Regions from separate parts of the Homo sapiens genome. Here region 1 is linked to region 2. Evidence: chromatin contacts called from ENCODE Hi-C or POLR2A ChIA-PET data. All regions are on one chromosome and are shown on one strand. The core of a region is the stretch at or near the end of the contact, and the rest is flanking DNA. Distances in the headings are between cores, read along the strand shown.

Evidence for each region. A loop is a pair of places that touch in the nucleus more often than their neighbours do. ChIA-PET counts read pairs that join two places held with the same protein, here RNA polymerase II (POLR2A). Pooled maps may share reads with other maps.
Region 1: a loop to region 2 is called in a map of sciatic nerve, with 17 times the contacts of the local background. The contact joins the promoter of LINC01727 here to the enhancer-like site in region 2. A Hi-C loop is called at or near these places in 1 of 168 maps with a recorded cell type or tissue (sciatic nerve) and 2 of 50 pooled maps. POLR2A ChIA-PET finds 5 or more read pairs at or near these places in 1 of 52 experiments (activated naive CD4-positive, alpha-beta T cell).

The regions. Positions count from the first base shown.
Region 1 is chr20:21,568,016-21,574,106 of GRCh38, forward strand. LINC01727 (long intergenic non-protein coding RNA 1727) reads left to right here and starts at 2,009. Exons shown (of 4, transcript NR_109880.1): 1 at 2,009-2,233.
Region 2 is chr20:20,488,687-20,494,480 of GRCh38, forward strand. All of the region lies in intron 36 of RALGAPA2 (Ral GTPase activating protein catalytic subunit alpha 2), which reads right to left. Among named protein-coding and RNA genes, the nearest start is that of INSM1, 120 kb to the left of the region's middle. RefSeq lists an enhancer at 3,623-4,870. Within about 2 kb of position 3,970, at least 4 of the 41 ENCODE cell types and tissues checked have a DNase peak (open chromatin) inside an H3K27ac peak, as active enhancers do.

The DNA of each region.
Region 1 (6,091 bases), core at 759-3,258, 1.1 Mb after region 2:
TCTACCATGGTCCCTCTACCTCCTTCAGATGTCAGGAGGAGTAAATGAAACAATGATATGTAAATCAATTTGCCCTGAGCTTGGTCTATAAAAGGTGTTTAATATTTGGTAACAACGTTCATGATTATATGTTAATAATTTATTCACTCAAGTGTTTATTGAGCATCTATTGTGGGGCCAGGCATGCTGGATACTGGGAAAGCAACGGGAGGCAAAATTGGATGCGGCCTTTCATGCACCCGGAGCAAGGATTCAGCGTTTGTTCCCGCAGAACCATGACCCACCCCCACTGAAATGAAATGGAGGCCAGTGTTTACCGGGCCACCTCTGCGTACCTCTTTTGAGCTCTGCATATTGCTTTTGTGCCAGATGGGCAAGAATAAATGAAAGCAGCCATTTCTGCTAGGGAGCAATCAGAGCTTAATATTGAGCTTTTTGGAAACTGACTCGTAGCAGTCATAGGCAAGGGCCACTTCCTTGAGGAAATGAATGAAGACGTCTTGCTTTTCCTAAGCTAGGTTCCCCGTTTGTATTTCTTGACAAGGGCCAAATGTGTCATACAAAGGACTGTTTTCATTGTCCCTGTTTTTCAGTTTCCTCCAAGCCCTACCAGCTTCTCTGCTTCTGCAGGAAGTTTACCAGGAAACAGGTGCACAAAAGGAAGAATTTGCTGAGGCCCTGGCAAACTGGAAACTGAATCCAGGTGGCCAAGGTCTAATCCTCCCCTACACCAGGTAATTTCTCTCCCTTGCATCTGATCTTGTGAAGTCCATAGTTCTCAGGTGGCCCATGGCTCCTCCAGTACTTCTGGAAATCTTTGCACCAGTGCCTTTTTTTTTTAATTTTTTATTTTTTGCCATACATGGCTTTGATTCTCTGCTACACATTTCTCAGATGGTTTTATGAGACCTCAGGAATAATACCTATTTCTTGGCTTTGTGTGAGGACTCAGTGAAACATGTTAGGAATGCTGTGAAGTCTGGTTGGCAGTGCAGAATAAGGGCTCATTTATTGGACTGGTTGTTGGGTCAGGTGGGGCAGTCTATCTGTAGATATACAGACACATAGATCAATGAACATACAGATGGAGATACAGCTATATAGATAGATGCACATGTACACATACATATAGTGTATTCACATACATGTATTAATTCAACATTTTTTCTTTTTTGAGATAGAGTCTGAGTCTGTCACCCAGGCTGGAGTGCAGTGGTGCGATCTCGGCTCACTGCAACCTCTGCCTCCTGGGTTCAAGAGATTCTCATGCCTCAGTCTCCCTAGTAGCTGGAATTACAGATGTGTGCCACCACCACGCCTAGCGATTTTTTTTTTTTCTATTTTTAGTAGAGACAGTGTTTCGCCATGTTGGCCAAGCTGGTTTTGAATTCCTGACCTCAAGTGATCTGCCCTCCTTGGCCTCCCAAAGTGCTGGGATTACAGGTGCGAGCCACTGTGTCTGGCCTAATTCAACACTTTAACAAATAATCCAGTGCCTACTATATGCAATTCACTGTATTCATATTTACATGAGTGGATCAATTATTAGTCCTATTTGTGAAATCCAAAAAAAGAATCTAACATTTGAATTTACGTAAGAAGTGTTGGAAAAACTGTTTTCCCAAATGAGCTAAGATGGAGGAATGGGACTTTTAGGAGTCGGCTTCACAAGTTACCTGCTAATCATTGATCTCAATGTAGGCTAATCCCAGGCAGTGAGAGATGGCCATTCGAGGGCATCACTGCAGAAGACCTGGCATTCTGCCTCCTTTTGGAGTCAGACTTTGGTCCCCTGCAGTGTTTGCCATTGTGGGGGCATCAGATGCTGATGGGCAGAATGAATGTGGAGGAAGTTGGCTTCACTAGGGCAAGGAATGAATGGCCACCACTGCTTTTGTGCCAAAGGACTAAGCCTCCCTGGGAGAGAGGACAAGAACAGGCTGGAGGAGGGGTGCCCTTCATCATCTTGTGAGCATCTGGGCCAAGTTCAGGGCTGGTGCTCTCGTTCAGATAGATTTAGCTGGTGGTGCAGAGATCCGTGAGCTTGCTTTTACAGGACTTTAATGATATATAAAAGCAGCACGAGGTGCTCCTGACTGTGGATTAATTTGGAGATGACTTTCTCTGTTGAAGAGTAGCAAGACTCTCGCGAGTTCTTAAAAATGCACTTGTTTGGTATGAGAATGAAAAGCAGTGGCTGAAGAACCAATCTTCAATGGGCAAGCCTTCTCTGGTAAGTTAAACAAATTCAGGCTGGGATTTAGAGGAATTCGTGCTTGTGTAAGGATTAGGGCATGCCAAAGTGAAAACTCCAGTATGCAAAAGTATTACTGAGAGGTGATTTAGAAATACAGATACTTGCGTTTATTTGACAGATCTGGAGCAGTTACTGTCTGCTGCAAAGGTTGCCACTACGGATGCAAGAGGAAAGGGCCCTCATGATTTCTGTTTGATTGTGGCCACCAAGACTAAATGGCGGAATGTAGGAATTACAAAAGCATGGAGGAAGGGAGGGAATTTTTGCAACTCATGAATAACCTTGTAAATGGAAAAGCCTGCTTTACCCCTGAAAAAGGAATAAAAGACTTGAGTTTACATGAGAAGTGTTAAAAAAAATTTCCCGTATACCCTTGCCTTCTGGTTAATTCCATTTTAAAATTGTAATTTAAAGCTAAATTAAAAGTAAGCCAATGTTGTGGAGGCGTGGAGTGGAATACAAGTACCTGGGCCCCACTTCCCAAGATCTGGATTTAGCTGGTCTGAGATAGATCCTAAACTCTGAATTTCTAACAAGCTCCCAGGTATGCTGATGCTGCTGTTCTGCACGTCATACCTGGGGTGGCACTGAGTGAGAGGTTGTTAGTTTTCCATTTTTGAAGGTATTGAGCAGAGAATGGTTCTCAAATTTGGCTGCATTAGAGTCAACTGGGGAGCTTTAAAAAAGCCCTAGTATCCTGACTGCATCCCAGATCAACAACAGCAGAAAGTCCCATAAAAGCAAGCTCATGGATCTCTGCACCACCAGCTACATCCATCTGAACAAGAGCACCAGCACTGAACTTGGCCCAGATGCTCACAAGATAATGAAGGCTGTGGGGTTCAGGCATCTGTATTTTTAATAGCTTCCCACATAGTTCAATGTGTAGCCGAGGTGAAGAACTGCTGCTCTAGGAGGAAATTATTTGAGGCAACGGCAACCAAAGGTCTTAGTCATCATGAGGTGTCAGAATCACTTTGGAGACCACGAATATTTTGTAACGCTTCCTGTCCTATCTTGAAATGAAATTCACAGATTGTATAATCTACTTACATGCATCATTACAAAAAGTTCTTTCTGTAATATAAAGGAGAAACAAAAGAGAAGTTGAAAAAGGTAACTTTTGGTAAACACACACACACACACACACACACACACACACACACATATTCGATAGGTAAATGCTTGGGCACAAGCTCTCTAGAAGACGTAATAAAGTATCCAGGTGTTTGTCTTGTAAGAATGTGATCCCGACAACCCCAGAGCCAGGCCAAGCCTGGAGCACAGGACCAGTGACTCAGACACTACCGGCTTGGCGTCATGGTGCCGTGGTTTTCCATACTGGTGAAAAACGCTCAGTAAATTTCTAGGCACAACAACACACGTTGACTGACTCTGGGTTCCTGCATATTCCGCTCATACTAAACCAGGCGATAATGCTCTATGATTACGTGTCAGAGAGTTAGGGCCTAGGGTAGGTAATTAGCAACTGGTTGTTCACCGACATGCATTTCAGGCTGAATTTTGAGCATTTCAGAAATTCTAGCTTCCCTCTTCCTCCCCCAAATGCGAAGATGTCTCCACTATAATTGAGCAATCACAAACGGCCCCTTCCAATGTCTCAGGGCTCCCCGTTGAACACCCATGTGGAATAAGGAGTGAAGGTGAGCTCACTGAAATGCACTCGATGCCAGTTCCACCTTCCACACCGGAGCAGCGTCCCGCAGACCAGGGCTGGTGGGCGAAACTGGTGGGCAAAATGGGGTGGGCTGGATAAAGGACTCCCACCCCAAATGGCTGCAGGGGCCTATTTGAGGGAGTGGAGAGAGAAGGGTTGCGGGCTTCCAGCCAAGCTTTACCCTCACTGAAAGTTCAGGTTCAGGGCCCAGTCCCCCAGCGTGAAAAAGGGACCCTTATAAAGAGGTAAAGGGGCTTCCTTCAAATCCCCTGCACCCGCGCCCCCTCCCTCAAAGATAATCCTGGGAAATATTTAGCGATCTCCAGTGCCCTCTAGTGGCAGATACTTGTCATGCCAGGCACCAAAAGATGGTTAATAATTTTTATTGTTTAAAAACATCACACAAGCCCATGCAGGTTCATACAGTAACAATCTCAAGCTTTCCTGCATTTCCTTTTATCATCCCGATCTTACTACACCCCTAGAGAACATTTACATTCCTTTCCTATGCATTTACAAATGATATATATGTATATTATATATTCGTTTCTATATGTTACACAGAGATGTAGACATGTAGAAATATACATTACATGTGCACATATGAAGTGTATGACTTATAAATAAGCATAAAATATATTTTGTATGGCATATATGTGTATATATTTTATATTTACAAATGTAAAAATATTTTAAAACTTTATATAAATATATAAAAATATAATACATTTAATTCTATGCTTTATACAATATGTTTATATAAAGTTTATGCTTATATTGATAATATATTTTTATGTACTATATAAAGTCTGAAAATATATTGTATAAGGTTTATTTTTATTTTTATTTATTTATTTTTGAGACAGGGTCTTGCTCTGTTGCCCAGGCTGGAGTGCAATGGCACAGTTCACTGCAGCCCCGAACTCCTGGGCTCAAGGGATCCCCCCACCTGAGCCTCCGAAGTAGCTAGGACTACAGGTGCAAGTTGCCATGCCTGGCTAATTTTTTGTAGAGACAGGATCTCCCTGCGATGCTCAGGCTAGTCTTGAACTACTGGGTTCAAGCAATCCTCCTGTCTTGGCCTCCCAAAGTGCTTGAATTACAGGTGTGAGCCACACACCCGGCCTGAGGTTTTTAAACACAAAGTGATCTGACTGTTTTACCGCTGCATGCTGTTGTGCAGTGTGGAAATAATCTGATTTGTTTGATTTTTCTCCCCTACAGATGGACATTTAGATGCCTTTCATTTTTCTTCCATTGCAAGAATACTTTGTACATATATGTGAGTTTTTCTATAAGAAACACTTCCAGCTTTTCATTTAAGTCAGAGACTCAAATCTGAAATGCAAAAGCTTGTAAAACTGTGAAGTGTTAAAAATCATCCCGCCAAAGGAGTGAGGTGAAGGGAAGTTTTATAAAATTGGAATGGAAGGAAAAGGCTGGACAGGAGTGGGATGGCGTGGCTGAGAGGGAGATAGGAGGCTGGGTATGGATGAGGAGTGGGAAGTGTGGGATGGCGTGGCTGAGAGGGAGATAGGAGGCTGGATATGGATGAGGAGTGGGAAGTGTGGGATGGCGTGGCTGAGAGGGAGATAGGAGGCTGGGTATGGGTGAGGAGTGGGAATTGGGAACACCGTTTTCACCTAAAGCTGTATTCAGGGCCTGGGGTTTTTGTTTTTGTATTTATTTAGAAAATAGATAAAACTTCTATCTGGTTCAAAATTCGACAACAACAGAAAGGTGTTAGATCTCATCTTCCTTATTCTTCTGTCTTCCAGCCGCTCCGTTCTCCCCAGCAGAGCCAACTAAAGTAATCAGCGTCTTCTGTATCCTTCCACAGATAGTACATGCATAAGCAAAAAGAAAAAAAAAAGTTTCTTTCTCTTTCTCATTTTCCCTTCAAAAACCACCAATAATTGTACCTGACATACATAGCCTGCCCCTTTTCTTCATTAAATAATGGGAGATTATGTCATTAGGAAGAAACAGATTTCTTCATTCTCTCTGCCTGGCATTCCATTATGTGGATGAGGTGTTATTTATTTAAGCAGTCCGCACCTGAAGGACATCTTGGTTGGTTCCAATCTTTGCTATGACAACAGTGCCACAATGAGTAGCCTTGTACAACTGTCATTATGTGCATGTGTGGGGACACA
Region 2 (5,794 bases), core at 2,720-5,219:
GAATTAAAGCAGCCTCCTTCCTGCCCATTCTATCACTCTGCTTTACTTTCTTTGAAATACCCATTGCTATAAGAGTCTCAGCTCAACCATTTATTTACTTATTTACTGGCCTTCTCCCTTACTAAAATTTAGATTCCAGGAGAGTGGGACCCCCAGCCCTTGACACAGTACCTGGCATGAAGCAGCCTCAACTGATAGATGTTTCCTGCTTGACTGAATGAAGCACTCCTGTTCCCAAGGGACTAATTGCTGGGCATTAACCAAATCTGTTGCTCCTTTCGACATTTCTAGAATAAGATCTCTTGTGACCATCTGTCTTTTGCTTCATGGAGATGCATGAAAGGCCAGGGGAAGGGTGACGGGAGTGGCCTTGGGATCCTGAGTAGCCTTCTTCCACTGCCATAGTTTTGTTTGGTGGGTTTGAAGAAAATGTTCCACAATTAAAACATAAAGATTTAAAAACTGCAAAGATTGGGCAAAGCTATTTTGATATCAGCGTCTACAGCACAGAGGAAGCAGTCGGACCTATGAGAATTCAAATGGGAGCAAAGAAGGAGGAGACTGTTAGTTCTACTAGTGATGACTAATAATGAGCTTTCCCTCTACGACAGTACTGGTAGAAAACACAGGCGTTTCAGTTCCAAACAGGAAAATTAAGAATCTACTCATAGTCTAAGATCATTCGTGTTGCCAGGTTCAAATAAGAAATAAGAAAATAAGAAAGAATAACCCTTTCTTCCTTCTATCTTTAGTAACACCACACTTCAAAGAGTTTATTTAAAAAATATTCTATATAAAAAAATAAGTGTACTTCCTCTTATGGCTTATACTAAAAGCAGTCCAGTAATCAGTGAGGTGGAGTTGTAATGAAAGTATTCATGAAAAAAAAAAAAAGAGCAAAAAACCCAACAACAACAAACTAATACATTTCAAGTATAGCATAGAAAATACTACTGTAAAGATAAATTATCTGATTTGGGGCAATGAGCGCTCTTTCCTTTTCACAGAAAAGTTCTGTGTGCTCTGGACACCCATCCTCCTTGCTGGGCTGAGTGGCTGACATTGTGTGCACCTGTGTGCAGGAACCTAGGCAGTCGCATGCCAAGGGGTCTGGGGAGTGTGCTGTCTCTTGAGCCAAAAGGCCCTTCCTACTGAGTAGCTCAGAGGCAGAGAATGAGAGCTGCCTTGCTTTCTTACATTACCATTTGCCATTTGGTATGCATTTACACAGGCTGGCTCTGGCTGGCCAAAGGAGAGAAGATAAAGCAAATAAGAAGAAGATGTATATGCAAAGACCAACTTAAAAAAGGGGAAACAACGTCAACTTCTGAGGAAAATCAGTTGAGAAGAAATTCTCAAAAGCCAAATTGTTGTGAAAGATAAAACAGCAGCTAAGAGCTAATAATAGTAGGCTATAGATTTTCTTCCATCTGTATCAAGGCTTATTGTATAAATAAACGTTCTTTAGTATTCTTCAGCAACTGCTCGTGGGTGACTCAGTCTTTCAAAAACCGGACAAAAGGAATAATACAAATCCCCTGTATCTAGGGAATTCCTCTAATTAGAAGTGGCAATGAATTAGAGAAGAAATTTGATTTTAATTTAACATCTGCAAATGACAGATGCCTTTTCACATAGTTCTCAATGTCATTCCTTTACTAAAAATAATGCTAATAACAATAATAATAAATTATCCAAACAGAACATAACATAGTAATCCATTTAATAACCTATTTTAGTACATTCTGGTTGTTTGGTATTTTCAATGATCTTTTCTAAATAAATAATTCTTTGTATATTCAAAGGTTAACAATTTATTTTCCCTGAGAAGTTCCCAGAGCATTTTAAAGGGCATGATTTAATCTTAAACAGGTTAGTTGGCTGTGATTGGGATAAATATTTAAGAAAACTGCACATATAAAATGAAAAGAAAGAAATTTACATAACCATGTTGCAAAGTCAAACACTCTCCCTATACCGTGAGGCCACACTAGTAAGCTTAAAAGACTTCCTTTCAAACTCAGTGCCAATCCTAGGCTCCTCTCAGCCTCCCATGTGCAAATGCTCTTGTAACTTCTGGCACAACAGCCTTTTCCCAGCATTTCTGGGCACCTGCTCCAGGTACAGGTCCTGGGCTAGATGTCACCCTGAAGAGGGATGCATGAACACACATGAACACACACACACACACACACACACACACACACACTCACACTCACTCACTCACAATAGCTGCTGAACCTTCAAGAGAGCCAGCGACTACTTCCATGACGCTCTGGGGATAGTCAGGACAACTTAAGGAAAGGTACGGGCAGCTAGGAACAAGAGGATCCAAAAAAAAAAAGGCATTTAGAATCCCTGTAAGGACTACAGAGAAGCCTTGGTTCTCAACCAGCATTTCACAGCTGAGGAAGCTAAGATTCAAAGAAACGGAAAGATCTGCCCAAGACACCTACCATCTTGTGGTAGGCTTAGAACTGGAACTCTGGTGTCCCATCTCCTGTCTTACTACTTCCCCTCCTACGCTTTTCACAAATCACTGAATCACTATCATTTTTTTCTCCATGCTCGTATGTACCAGGGCTGAGTAAGTAGAGTTCAGAGGACATTAGCATATTTTCCATTTACAAAAGGGACACTCTGGTTGAGGTGAAGAGGAGGACACTTCACCAAAACTTCCTCTTGTCTCAACTGCTCCTGCTCAAGGCTGCTTCTGAACACCTACCCTCTGGTCAACTGGTCACCAGCCAGTCACTACTATGCCTGGAAATAAACATGCCCAAACCACTAAAACTTACCTTCGCAAATTTCTGAAGGCAAACACTTTGAACACCAATATTACTTTCCAGATACTGAAAGAGAGGGAAAGCAGCACGGGTACTCACTGCAGTGTGGAAGTTCTATGAATCACTTTTCTGAAGAACAACTCTGGCATTTTAACAAACCCCTTGAATCACTCACATTCTGCTCTATATGCAAGTCTTTCCTTGACTGCTGACTTAATAATAAAAGCTGGAAAAAACATAAGTCTAACAATAACACATTTCTTTTCTGTGACCAAAGAATGATTGTGTCAATGTTTATGGAGATGGACTTATTTTGAAAGTAATTTAACAATGGAATGATGCTGCTAAGCACACTGATTTTTTTTTTTTAAATGAAAAAAAGAAGTTCAATACAAAGCTCAAGAAGTGAACAGGCCCACTCAGATGAGAGGGTTTTATGCGTTCACACAAGCACACCCACACTTCTTCAACATACCATTTCACAAATGCTGTGTATTATTAAGAGGAGGCGGATTCTGCCAGGCACATAATTTGTATATTTAAGGGAGGTGTATGGAATGAAAAAGCGAAATATGTTAAATTTCAAAGGACTTGGAAGCAATGCTGCCTGTAAGCTTGTATTACAAATAGCCCTACATTATTACATACGCTATTAATGAGGCCGAGTGAATGAAAGTACAATTTGAATATGCATGACTCTACCCAATGAGCAAGACTTTTGTGTACTGATGAGGTTTTTTTTTCTCCCAAAAAAGGATTAAAATTATTCTTAGAGGAGTATGGCTGCCCAGAGAACAGTAAAATAAATGTACTTAGACCACAGAGTCATACTATACTCAGATGAAATACACAGGTGCTAAAAGAATGCCTTTGACTCTACCTACAATTTTGGAAACATGCATATCCTGTCCTTCAAAAGGAATATTCCTTAACTTCAAGCAGCTGCGTCATTACAATTTCTAAGAAAAAAATACGGATTTTGGTGGAGATCCCTAAAAGTAGGCAAGGTTAAATAAACCTTTTGAGTACAAAGCCTTCCCTTCCACAGTAAGGAGCACTAGTTAAAAGGCTGGGGAATGGGTAAATTATTGTACCAAATGGCTGAGAATTAATCTCTGCTGACTAGCTGTAATCTAACGAGGCGTCTGTGTCCCAGGGAGCCCGCAGCATGTCCCTGGCGGTATGTGCAGTGTGTCGAGTCTGCGTGGCACCCTTTGTCCTCGCTCACAGGCGGCCTTTCCCCTCATTGTCCGTAATATCCTCATGCATCTGGGACGCGTGGAATGCATTCATACTAACAGACTTACCATTGTTTTCTCTCAGAAGCTTTGTTGAGCAAAGACTGCATCACGGTTACTGATAATTATATTGCTTAATTAATCAAGACAAAAAAAATTTGCAAATCATTGCCTGGTTGCCAAGCAGGGAGATAAAAAATGACAACAATACAAGCTGAAGCAATATAACAAAAGTAACAGCTATCTGATCAGAAATTCTTATATAATGAAGCTATTAATGCTAAATCGGTTAATGTTAACATTGCTCCAGGTGTCTCTACTTAGATGCAAACAAAAAGGCTAACATTATGGATATAAAAGGCCAAATGTTGCCATGGATTCTGTAACCTGATAGAGAGGACAGCCTTTTCATTTGATTAGGGAATGCAATTTAAATACCAGGGACTGAAGCCAAACAAACAGACTTTCCCTCCGCAAGCCTCTTGCATTCACCCTGGGGTCAGTGGTTGGTGAACAAAAGGTCAGCCACACTTGCCCTGGAAATGTCTGGATTAATTTTATTACATTGTAATGGTTTGTACTTTAAATGTAAGGATAATACTAAATTTCCAGTTGGCCATTATTCTCTTCTTCCCTTTAGGCTTTTTGAATTAAAATATTAAGAAAGCGATTTGCTCAATTCATCTTGTCAGAATTTATAGCCAAATTCATTAAATGTGCAAACATTTTATAAGAAAGTTTACAAGGTATGTTAATAATTATATTCATGCATTATAAGTGTACTATCTTTTTAAAAAATCAAAAAAATCACTTTTGATTCTATAAAGTGAATTAAAATGGCTTGCATGTTTTTTACTTAAAAATAAAGGTGACATTTTTAGGACATTAAATGACATTTTAGAAGCCCATGTTGAAAATGAGCTAATAAAGCCAATTAATCCATACTAAATATTAAAGAAACACATTTCCTCTTTTTGAAAGCTATAAGACACTAAATTCACTGGTTCTCTTATATTAAAATTTTCAGTTTAATTCTTTAAAGTAGTGCTCTTCATGGACAAATACAAATGTTAGCACTAAGAGCCATTTTCATACACAAAACTGAAAACTTCACGCACATGGAGATCAGAATAAAAAATGATGCAAATATTTAATATGAAGTGACTTTTGGCATCTGCGTTCCCTCAATAGAAAAGAGGGTTCCCTTTATGTCAGGCTTTGCAACAGCCAGAATGGGACTTTTATGAATTCAGGAGTTGACCCACAATGCATCTATTCTGAGAATAATAAGCATGTTAAACTTGGAATTCATTAAGTATTCTCTCTCCATAGTAGTAATAACAAAAAACAACAGCAACAATAATAATAATAATAGCTAACACTTAAGTAGCTTTTACTCTGGACCAGGCACTGTTTGAAGCACTTTCTATTTATTAGCTCATTTAATCCTCACAACTTTAACCCTTTAGATTAGGTCATAAATCCCAATATGAACAATAAATCTGTTGCCTATTATTTCAAAGCTTTAAAAGAGAGTTTTCAGAAGGGTAACTTTCAGCTCCTTCAGGAGAACAACTTGAAATGAAAATGAAGATTATACATACTATCAAGCTGAAAAACACAATGTCATTCCTCTTGAGGGATGGCTTAATATGCTAATGTTTAATTTAAGAACTTTAAAAACGCCCTTCTATTAGTAATTCTAAAACAAAAACAAGTCGCTACATAAAGCATGGCTAAAATACCACTAAAGGTATGACAAGGATCGAA